Linked DNA regions of Homo sapiens: region 1 is linked to region 2. The links are chromatin loops, found by intact Hi-C in ENCODE. Cell type or tissue: heart right ventricle. All regions are shown on one strand.

What was found. Peaks named below come from ENCODE experiments on the same cell type or tissue, not always from the same donor. Only the 100,000 strongest peaks of a DNase experiment are listed, where the experiment ranks them.
Region 1: a loop joins it to region 2, with 4 times the contacts of the local background. A loop is called at or near these places in 7 of 110 quality-filtered maps.

What each region holds. Positions count from the first base shown.
Region 1 is chr5:16,130,262-16,135,261 of GRCh38, forward strand. All of the region lies in intron 2 of MARCHF11 (membrane associated ring-CH-type finger 11), which reads right to left. The region is part of intron 1 of MARCHF11-AS1 (MARCHF11 antisense RNA 1); the gene reads left to right. Among named protein-coding and RNA genes, the nearest start is that of MARCHF11-AS1, 3.6 kb to the left of the region's middle. In heart right ventricle, no CTCF peak of the experiment used is centred here; no DNase peak of the experiment used is centred here; H3K4me3 peaks cover 2,171 bases; H3K27ac peaks cover 2,051 bases.
Region 2 is chr5:16,005,570-16,010,569 of GRCh38, forward strand. No RefSeq gene overlaps it. Among named protein-coding and RNA genes, the nearest start is that of MIR887, 73 kb to the left of the region's middle. In heart right ventricle, no CTCF peak of the experiment used is centred here; a DNase peak (open chromatin) is centred at 2,657; H3K27ac peaks cover 1,383 bases.

The sequences.
Region 1 (5,000 bases), 120 kb after region 2:
ACACACACACACACACACACAAAAGATGTGTTCATCTTTTTTGTTAACCTTTACTCTGTCTTACTAGCCAATAAAGGTTATGAGCACTTCGATAAGATTCAGATCCTTAACTTGAACACATTTGCTAAGCTAAATAATTGTGAAATTGTGATTTAAAATGTGCTGGTGATATGTGGGCATTATGAATATAGTTTTGTTGTTTTGTGCACTTCTGTAAAGATTCTGGCTGGGCAGTTACAGAATATAATTACTGCAGGGTGCTACTAAATAGAGAGGATAAACTGTTCTTGGAAAAGAAAACTTCTTGGTTCTGGTAAAAATTCTCTTGGTGATGGCATACATGAAAGGAGCAGACATAAAAGGACAAACAAAAATAGCAATTTTATCAGTGTAAACAACCCAGAAGTGTCATTGAATGGAGTCAGGAATGCTCAAGGTACACTTCTAATTTGTATTGTCATTTTTGGGGTAGAAGACAAATGCCATCACAGGTTAATCTTAGCACTACTGCCAGGGATCAAACCATGAACTGACGGTCTAACCCCAAATATGTTTATGTAATTTTTACTAGACATCACATTTTCCATTCTCATTGAAATTAGTTCACCTTCTAACTCTTTTTGTATCTGACACAAATTATTTTAATGCATATGCCTGAAGGCTCCTGTTAATTTAACAGGCAAATATGATCTGATATCTTCTTCATTTTAAGTTGATAAGATAATGTTGAATATTTACACGTGCCTTTAAATATACATGTGAAAGCCAGCAGTACCTTGAATATTTCAATCAGCAGAGGATAGCCTGAATAATAGATAGAAGGGAAAGGTAAATTAACACAAATCAACATGTAATATTAAGGAAAGTGCTATAACAGTTCAAAGTAATTCCTTAAACAAGTTCAAAATTCTGGTTCTGATGGCAATGACTCCTAATTAATGTTTAAGGAAGAAAGCAAATAACCATCATGAAGAAGTAACATGCAGCAATGCAGTTTGGTTCAGTAAGCAGTCACATAATCCCCTTTGAATTACCTTCTATGGAGAAATGGGAGTAGAAAACAATTACCTAATAAACTAGTTTGTTATCTGTAATTTTCTAGACAACAAGAAATCAATTATGGAAACATATTCAATCCATTTTGAACTAGAATAAATATACAAATGTGTAATTATACTAAAAGAAGGGTGAAAAACATGTGGACCTTGGTATTAGAAAGGAAAGAAAAAATGCAATCTAAAACAAAATGTAATGTTATCAGCAAAGCAATGAGAAGAACTGGTCGGGGGTGGGAGTGGTGAAGAAAAAGGCAGAGGATTTAAGAGACCTGGGTATGAGACCTGTCTTTCAATGACCAACTCTGGAATCATAAATGAGCCGCTCAGCCCCTCTGGGATTCGGTTTCCTCTGATACAATGACGAAGTTGAACTTGGTGGTCTCCCAGATCCATTTCAGCTCAAACATTCTGGGAACATTGCCATTTCATGATGGACAGCTTAAATGGAAAGATCACTACTTCGTGCTTAAGAACTGGACCATATGTCCTTTTGTTTTTCTAAATACCTACTCAGTTCTAACTTTTGCTGGTGTCTGGTGTCAGATATTAAGTAGTGGTGATGTGGCATCATTTAAAGGGAGACACAATAATTAAGTAGCAGGTGCTCTGTGGTAAAGTAAAGTTCACTAACGTAGAAAGAACGAAAAAGGAAAGCAGTGAAGAAGCCACTGACTGCAATCCATGAGTGCCGTTCAGAGACTGGCTACGGGGGATTCATTTCATCCCTGATCCAGAGCCCCATGGCAAGGGCTCAGAGCATCTACCAACTGTGACTGTGGAGACTGACCAGATGGTGCAGGGGGATGCAGGATGTGTATAAGACTATAAACAGGTTTACTGCCATGTTCAGAGCCAAGTACCAAATTAGATATTCTCCAGGTGTTTAAATGGCCTAAGAGCAACAATAAGAGGAAATAAGTATACAGCTGAGAAGGAGAAGGGACACGGTGTGATGAGTGGCCAGCTGGCTATGTTCCTTTTCGTCTGATCTCATCAACCTTCAGGCCAGCCAGGTGGGTCCCAACAGTCCGACTTAGTACCTGTGCCAGGGTTCCACTCTTTTTGGTCTAGAAGTTTTCACTTCACTTTTGTCTTTAGCTTCTTCCTCCTTAACATGGACCTCATGACCCTTCTACAGTGCCTGACATGGCACAGTCAATGATGGACAGTTTGTACACGGACCTCTAGTTGTTGAAAGAATGTTGTTTAAAAGGCAAACTACCAGGATAATGCAAAAACATTTGACTGACAAGCAAACAAGGGGTTGTATTTGGATATGGATGATTTACATACAAAGTGCTGGGGGAACAAAATAGGGTGAAGTGTTGGCCTGGACACCAAGAGTAAGAGAGCTAATGTTTTATTAAAGAAAATGCAAGGACATTTTGGAAAACTTCTTGGAAATCTAAGAAAGTATGAAGGAAGCTATGCTTTATAAGAAACAAGAACAGAAAATAACATGGAGAGAAAACTCTTCAAATGAAAAGTTAGTAGGAACAGAGGAAAACACAATTGGCTGCAATAGAAATAAAGATAAATAATTGCAAGAAAATAATAAAACATAATAGGCAAATCAAAATTCACACTGCAGTAAGCAACTGACATAAACATGAACAATAGGAATGGATGCAAAAAATAAAGACGTAGTGAAGGAAATCTTCATGTACTTAATCAGAGTAAAATTAATTTTAAAAAAGTTTATTTGACATATCTTAGAAAAAATAATCAAAAGGATGAAGAGATATCCTAAAATGATTTTTTTTTAAGTTGCCTACTGTGGAAGATTGAAAAAAAAGTGGCCCCAATTATTCACTCTTCCTTGATCTATGCCCTTTGTAACATACAAAATTTGCAGTTCCTCCCACTAAGAAGTAGAGTGTATTTCCCCTTCCCTGGAATTTGGTGTTCATCTCTGATTTGTTTTTCCCAACAGAATGTGTCAGGAGTAGCTATGCACAAGTTCTAAACCTTCCTTGGAACCCCATCATTTGAACAAGCTAAGCTTACTTGCTGAAGGAGAGAGAGCCCAGTTGCCCTAGTCTAGGCCATCAGAGATCAGCCAGCCGCCAGTGCCCAAAATGCAAGAGATCTCAGCTAAGATCAGCAGAAGTATCTCTTCACCCCACATCTGACCACAGAGGCATGAGAGAATCCAACAAGACCAAAAGACCACATAGATACATAAAAACTGACAAATAATAACAAAGAATTATTGTTGTAAGCCACTGAGTTTTGGATCTTTTCTTACACAGCACTAGCTAACTAACTTACATAAATAGAAACAAAAAATGTTACATGCACATGCTCTTGCATAAACACACATACACATGCACACACACACACACACATTTGCAAAAACATGAAAAAAGTTGAAATATTTAAAACAGAGTGTCCAATCTTTTGGCTTCCCTGAGCGACAATGGAAGAAGAATTGTCTTGGACCACACATTAAATACACTAACACTAATGACAGCTGATGAGCTTTAAAAAAAAAATCTCATAAGGTTTTAAGAAAGTTTATATATTTGTTTTGGGCTGTATTCAAAGCTGCTCTGGGCTGCTTGTGGCCCGCGGGCCATAGCTTGTACAAGGTTGGTTTGAAACGTCCTTAAGGGAAATAATCAAAACTCTAATACCTGCACAGAAAATTGGCCAAAGGACCTGTTCAGAAAATTTTCAGAAGAAATACAAATGACTCATAAACATCATAAACTAGTCAACTCTATTGATAAAAAGAAACAATCGTTAAAGCAATGGAGTGTCATTGTTCCTATATTAAGTCGAAACAAATTTAAAAACTCATGAGGCTCAGTGTTGAGCCTGGCATGGAAAGGCAGTCACTCATAATACTGGTGGGAATGTAAAATGACACAGGCGCTCTCATAAGCCATCTCCTATTATATATTGCTGTGGTTTACTGTGTTCCTCAAAAAGCATGTGCTGGAAATGTAATACAATCATGTGGGACGTGGGACCTAATGGGGAAGGTTTAGGTCATGAGGGTTCCACCCTCATGAGTGGATTATTGCCAATTATAAAAGGCTTGAGGCTGCAAGTCTGATCTCTTATTGCCTTCTCTTTGCGTGCTGCCATGCGATGACACAGCAAGAAAGACCCTGCCAGATCAGCTCCTCAATCTTCAAATTTCCAGCCTCCAGAACCATTAGCCAACAACTTTCTCCTCTTTATAAATTACCCAGTCTGTAGTATTCTGTTATACAGGCACAAAATGTTAATGCCTGCATTATATAGCTATACATGCAGTATTTTGAAATAAAACAACAGAAGAAATTATCACCAAAAAAATTATCATGTTCTTTCACCTATTAGCCATACTTCTCAAACCCTATCTTAATGAAATAGTTATAAATAAGGACAGAATTTGATAATATAAGAATTTCAACAATAAGAAAGTGACTAAATAAGTTCTGGCATATCCTTATATTTAAAAGTTATGCAGCCATTACAAAATCCATATGTAAAGAATATTTACCAACATGAGAAAGCATAATACAAAGAGAAAACTTGATAAAAAATTTAGGTATATAAAACATGAGTACAATTCAATAAAATTATATGTGTGCATGTATATTTAAATCTAGAAGGAAACACAAAATCATGCCAACTAGTCTCTATACCTGCAGGATTATGAGTGATTTCTCTCTCTCTCTCTCTCTCTCACACACACACACACACACACACACACACATGCAAACACGCACACATAGTTTTGAGTGAACTTAGAGGTCAGTTCCTGGCCAGCTCATTTTAGAATATTTTTCATCAATGACTGCATAATGGCAGAACATATAAACTTAACAGCTTTGGGCCAGTTACTAAACCAGGAAGCTGTATGAATTCAGACTGGCATTGTTAAGTGCTGAGGTGAACAGAAATAAACAGGATGAGATTCAAAAGGGGCCCCTGCTGGGTCATTTACAG
Region 2 (5,000 bases):
CTACAAATACTTAGACCAGTCATTTTAACCTTTTTGGGGTTACTGATCCCTTGGAGACTAGTGAAACCTTTGAAATCTTTTTCTAGAAAAATCTTTATATCCACATGATCAAAAAGCTATTAATATATGAATGTTGGAAGATTTACAGAAGAAGCCGGTCTGTGAAGTTTAAGAATCTGAGGAACCCATATTAAATACTTCTACTTTGGTCAAATAAATTCAGATTCCTCCCTTGTATTCAGCAAACACCAGAAATGAAAGACCCAGAAACCAAAGAAACATCTTCTCCTGGCTCCATCTCCTTGACTTCTCAGGATGAATCCTGGGAAGCCCCAGCCACATCACCAAAGCCACCACACTCAGGCATGCAATTGGAGCTCTGTGCAAATGTGGCTCATCAGGGAGGTGAGTGGGAACTGGAGTCCAGCTCATGTCCTGCCTGCCAGCCCACTGCTAAGTTGGGCTACATTCACCAAGAGTGAGTGTGTTTTCTAATTTGCAGAAAGGAGTCTGTGTATGGATCAGTCAGTGTCCTCCATGACATCTACCCCTGGACTATGTGACAGCCAGAAATGACCTATGGATAAAAGTCCCCCATTCCCCAAATCAAAAAGCCCCAGCACAGCTTACTCCCAGATGGCTCCCTGCAGGTTTAAGGCATGGCACTGGAATCTCAGCTTAGTCCAGATAGCCAGTTTCCTTGTGTCCAGTCTCCATTCTGCATGTGAGCAGCATCGAGATGGTCATACAGTTTTTTGTTGTTGTTGTTGGGAATCCAATTTCATAGACACGACTTGCCAATTGTTATTCATCACAATGCGTGTGAGATTTAAACAATAAATATTTCCTCTTTGCTTGCCCACCTGCTTATCCACCACAGCTTATCTATGCAATGTTTTTGAAATGTGAACCATATTCCTTTCTAATAAGAGCCAGACTAGTTTTCATTTTCCAGTAGTGGAAACTTCACAGTGAGGATTTTCTGCCTGGTTGGTCTAGTCTGATTATTATTATTATTATTATTATTTTTTTTGAGAGAGAGTCTACCTCTGTCACCCTGGCTGGAGTGCAGTGGCATGGTCTCAGCTCAGTGCAACCTCTGCCTCCCGGGTTCAAGTAATTTTTGTGCCTTAGCCTCCCCAGTACCTGGGATTACAGGCGTGTGCCACCATGCCCAGCTAATTTTTGTATTTTTAGTAGAGATGGTCTTCTCCATGTTTCCCAGGCTGACCTCAAACTCCTGGACTCAAGAGATCCACCTACCTTAGGCTCCCAAAATTCTGAGAATATAGGCATGAACCACTGTGCCCTGCCTTATAACCCTTCTTAATTGACCTTGTCAGCTATGTGGGAACAAAGGATATGCACCTGAGTCTTTTATTCATGCCCCAAATATTTCTGAAATACCTACTATGTGCCAAGCACTGGAAAACCCAATAGAAGATAGAGGTAAGAATAGGTGATGATAATCCATCTTGGAAATGCTACCATCTGGGGTCTATGCCATTAGATTAAAGCTTGCTAGTTAGATCTTCCTCAAGAAGACATAAGGCCTTGACCACATATCTGTGAGGGCCATAACTTCTCTGGTTTGATTTTTGTACTAATAGCTTCATATCAATATGAAGAATATTCTTGGGTGGCCAAGAGAAATCTGCCTAAAGGCACAAGATTAATCCACATGGCCTTTAAGGTCTCTTTTAAACATAATGTTGTAAGGCATTGACAGACAAATCAATCCTCTGAAGTTTCATCATATGCTTGGGTGAGGAGGAAGCTGAAGGAGTCTGAAGGAGTCTTATTTTTATTGAGCCCACTTGTTTGAGCTACAGAAGAACTAGGGTGTGGGATTTGTTCCAAGCCTCCCAATTCAGGACCTCCTATCCTTGACTGAAGAAGACACTGTACACCAAGCTTCAGGGGAAATGGGACAGCCAGAGTACAGTACAGCCAAACCACCTTATTCTAAACCCACATGTTATTTCATCTTTGCTCTCTCTGTATCTCTGCAAGCTTCCCTTTGCCTCCTGGTTTTGTTCGCTTACTTAACCCTTCAGATTCTGACCTCTCATGTTCTTGTGGCCTTGCACAAAAAGTGTTTTCTTTTCTTGACACAAGGTGTTCAGGACTCATTTGGGTGCTGTGCCTCTCTGATGTGCCTCACCATGTCCCTCAGGACCAGCACCAGTAAACAGTATTTCCCATTCCCAAATGCATCTTATCTTTTCTGGATCTTACGCCCAAAGGTTGGATATTATATTCTGGTACAAGTGATGACCAGAATGACAAAAATACATTGCATTTCTCAGAGGGCCTCTACCTGAACAATGAGTGACCTGTCCCTTCACTGAGCATGGCTGCAAATTATACTCTCTTGACTGTCTCCTCTGAAAGCATGATGGTGCTGAGTGCCTGTTACCACCTAATCAATCATTCTGTATAGCAATATCTTCATAGTAAGAAAGTCTTTGAGAGCAGTGAGGGATCTGAATGATTGGCCATCCCAGTGGCTTTTGAGTGAACTTTGAGCCTAGATCAGAGGCCCCCACTAGAGACAGAGTTAAGAGGGCTCCATGGAAACACTGTCAATTTTCATGTTGGAGGGAAGAAGAATTTTATCACAGTGTAGCAGCCCTCCTGGCAGCTCTTAGGAGGGTGTTGATGTGTCCCTGAGGTGAGTTTCAATGCCAATATTATGTCAGTTGGGGTGTTGGTGAATTGTTCCAGAGCAGGTCAAGCTATGCACACTTAGCATTATTTTTTACTATTAGGAGCAACCCAACAAAAAGAAAATTTTCTCTCATCCAGGGACATAACACAAGGGGAAAAGAAGACGGAAAGAGGTAGAGAAGCAAACCAACAGCTCCAGTACCATGGCGAATGACAAGAACACAAAGCTCCAAAAACACTCTCTTGGGTTATATACTTTAAATAATAACTGTGTCTGGGAGAGAGAACTATCAAGGGCCACATGTATTTACATAAATGCTCCCATCCAGAAGAAAAGATGACTAGTTGGAATGGGTTTTCAAAGATTAAAGCAACAAAGGCAGTTGGACCATTTCCATTATTATATTTTGTATGGAATTCATGTAACTCATTTGTGTTGTTGTTGGGTTTTGATAAAGAGGCAAATATACCCTGAGGTACATTTTGTGAGTGAAGAAAATAAAAAAGAGGATTTTGAATAGATTTAAGAATGATTAACACTTTTCAACTGAAAAGCCACTGTGCTTGCCTATAGGGATTAGTGAATCTGGGTTTCCTGAAGTCAAATGCTGTTTCTCCAATGCATAAAGATAACTATCTTTTATTTCATGTGAAGAATGTGAAGGTAGGATTTGCGAGATGTTAATCTTTATAATAAGCCAATGGTTGATTGAAAAGTTAGAAGAAAATGGGACAGCAGGTATGGAAAAGCAGTTTATGACTGATGAGAAGGAAGAAGAGGAAGAGAAGAAGAAGAAGAAGGAGAAGGAGGAGGAGGAGGAGGGAGAGGAGGAAGAGGTATGGGGTGGGAAGAAAGAACCACCACCACAGTAATGCCCTGGGTTTGTAGGCTGCTTTAACATTTATAAAATGCTCTCATCACTAGAATATACACTTCTTAAAGATAGAAATTTGTCTTAACTATCTTTGATTCCTCAGTTCTTAACATAATGCCTGACTAATGGTAATAACTCAATAAGTATTAGTTTCATGACTACACTAAAGAAGAGTTGAGTGACTAAATTTACTATTTTATTTAATTTTTACTATAATTCTATGAGCTTGGATTTATTATCTTGGTTTAATATATGAAGATTTCAAGACATATACAGAGTAAATAACTTATGCAAGATCACATAAGCCAAAAGTACAGCCAGAATTTCAGTCCAAGTTTTCTGTCCTTAGCCAGGGCCTTTTTACAGTAACAAAGCTCAGATTCTTGGATGACTTAGGATTGGAACTGATTTTGAAATGAAACTTATGTTGGGTGTAGAAAATAAAACAAGAAAAGAGATACTTTGCTTTACTTTTTAAGGTCAATTGCTATATCAGTCAGCAATTGCCACAATAAAGCTGAGTCCCTCAGACTCAGTGGCAGACAACAATAAGTGATTCTTTTTAGGATAATGGGTCTGTAGGTTGACTCAGAGCAGATGGATTAATACAGACTGGGCTCAGCTGGGTGGCTCTGCTTCTAGCTGCTGATTGAGTTGCCCTTGCTTCCTTCTTACATGTGGGGCTCAGAATTCTTCCAAGTGTATTTATTCTGGGACCCATAGAGAAGGGCATTCAGCTACCTGGGGAAGTTATTCTTATGGTGATGATTGAAGAACCAGAGATCAAACCATCCTTGCATGCACATTTCAAGCCTCTGCCTGCATGTCCTGTGCTAATATCCCATTGGTCAATGTGGTAGTCAGAATGACCTCCAAAGATGTCCATACCTTAATTCCTGAAACCTGTGAGTATGTCACATTTTATGGCACATGGGACTTTACAGATGTAGTTAATATTATGTATTTAATATTATAAACCTTAAAATAGGGGGATTATCTAGGATTGAGTGGACTCAATTTAATCATGTGTCCTTAAAAGCAGAGAACTTTTTCCAGCTTGAGTGAGAAAGATGCAGCCATAGAGAAGTCAAAGAGACTTGAAGTGTGAAAGGAACACAACCCACCATTGTTGGAAGAGGCCACACGGAAAGCATGGGAAGAAATGCAGATAGCCTATAGGAGCAAAGACTGGCTTCCTGGTAACAGCTAGCAAGAAAGGGGAGATCAGTCTTAGCATTACAAAGAACGGAACTCAACCAGCAATTTGAGTGAGGTTGGAAGTGGATTCATTCCTTGAACTTACATAAAAGATCCAGCCCTGCTGATTTAGGCCTTATGAGACCCTAAGCAGAGGATGCAGTAGAGATCACTGAACTTCTGACCTACAGAAACTATGAGATAATAAATGTTTTAAGCTAATACCTTTGTGATAATTGTTTTAAGCTGATACCTTTG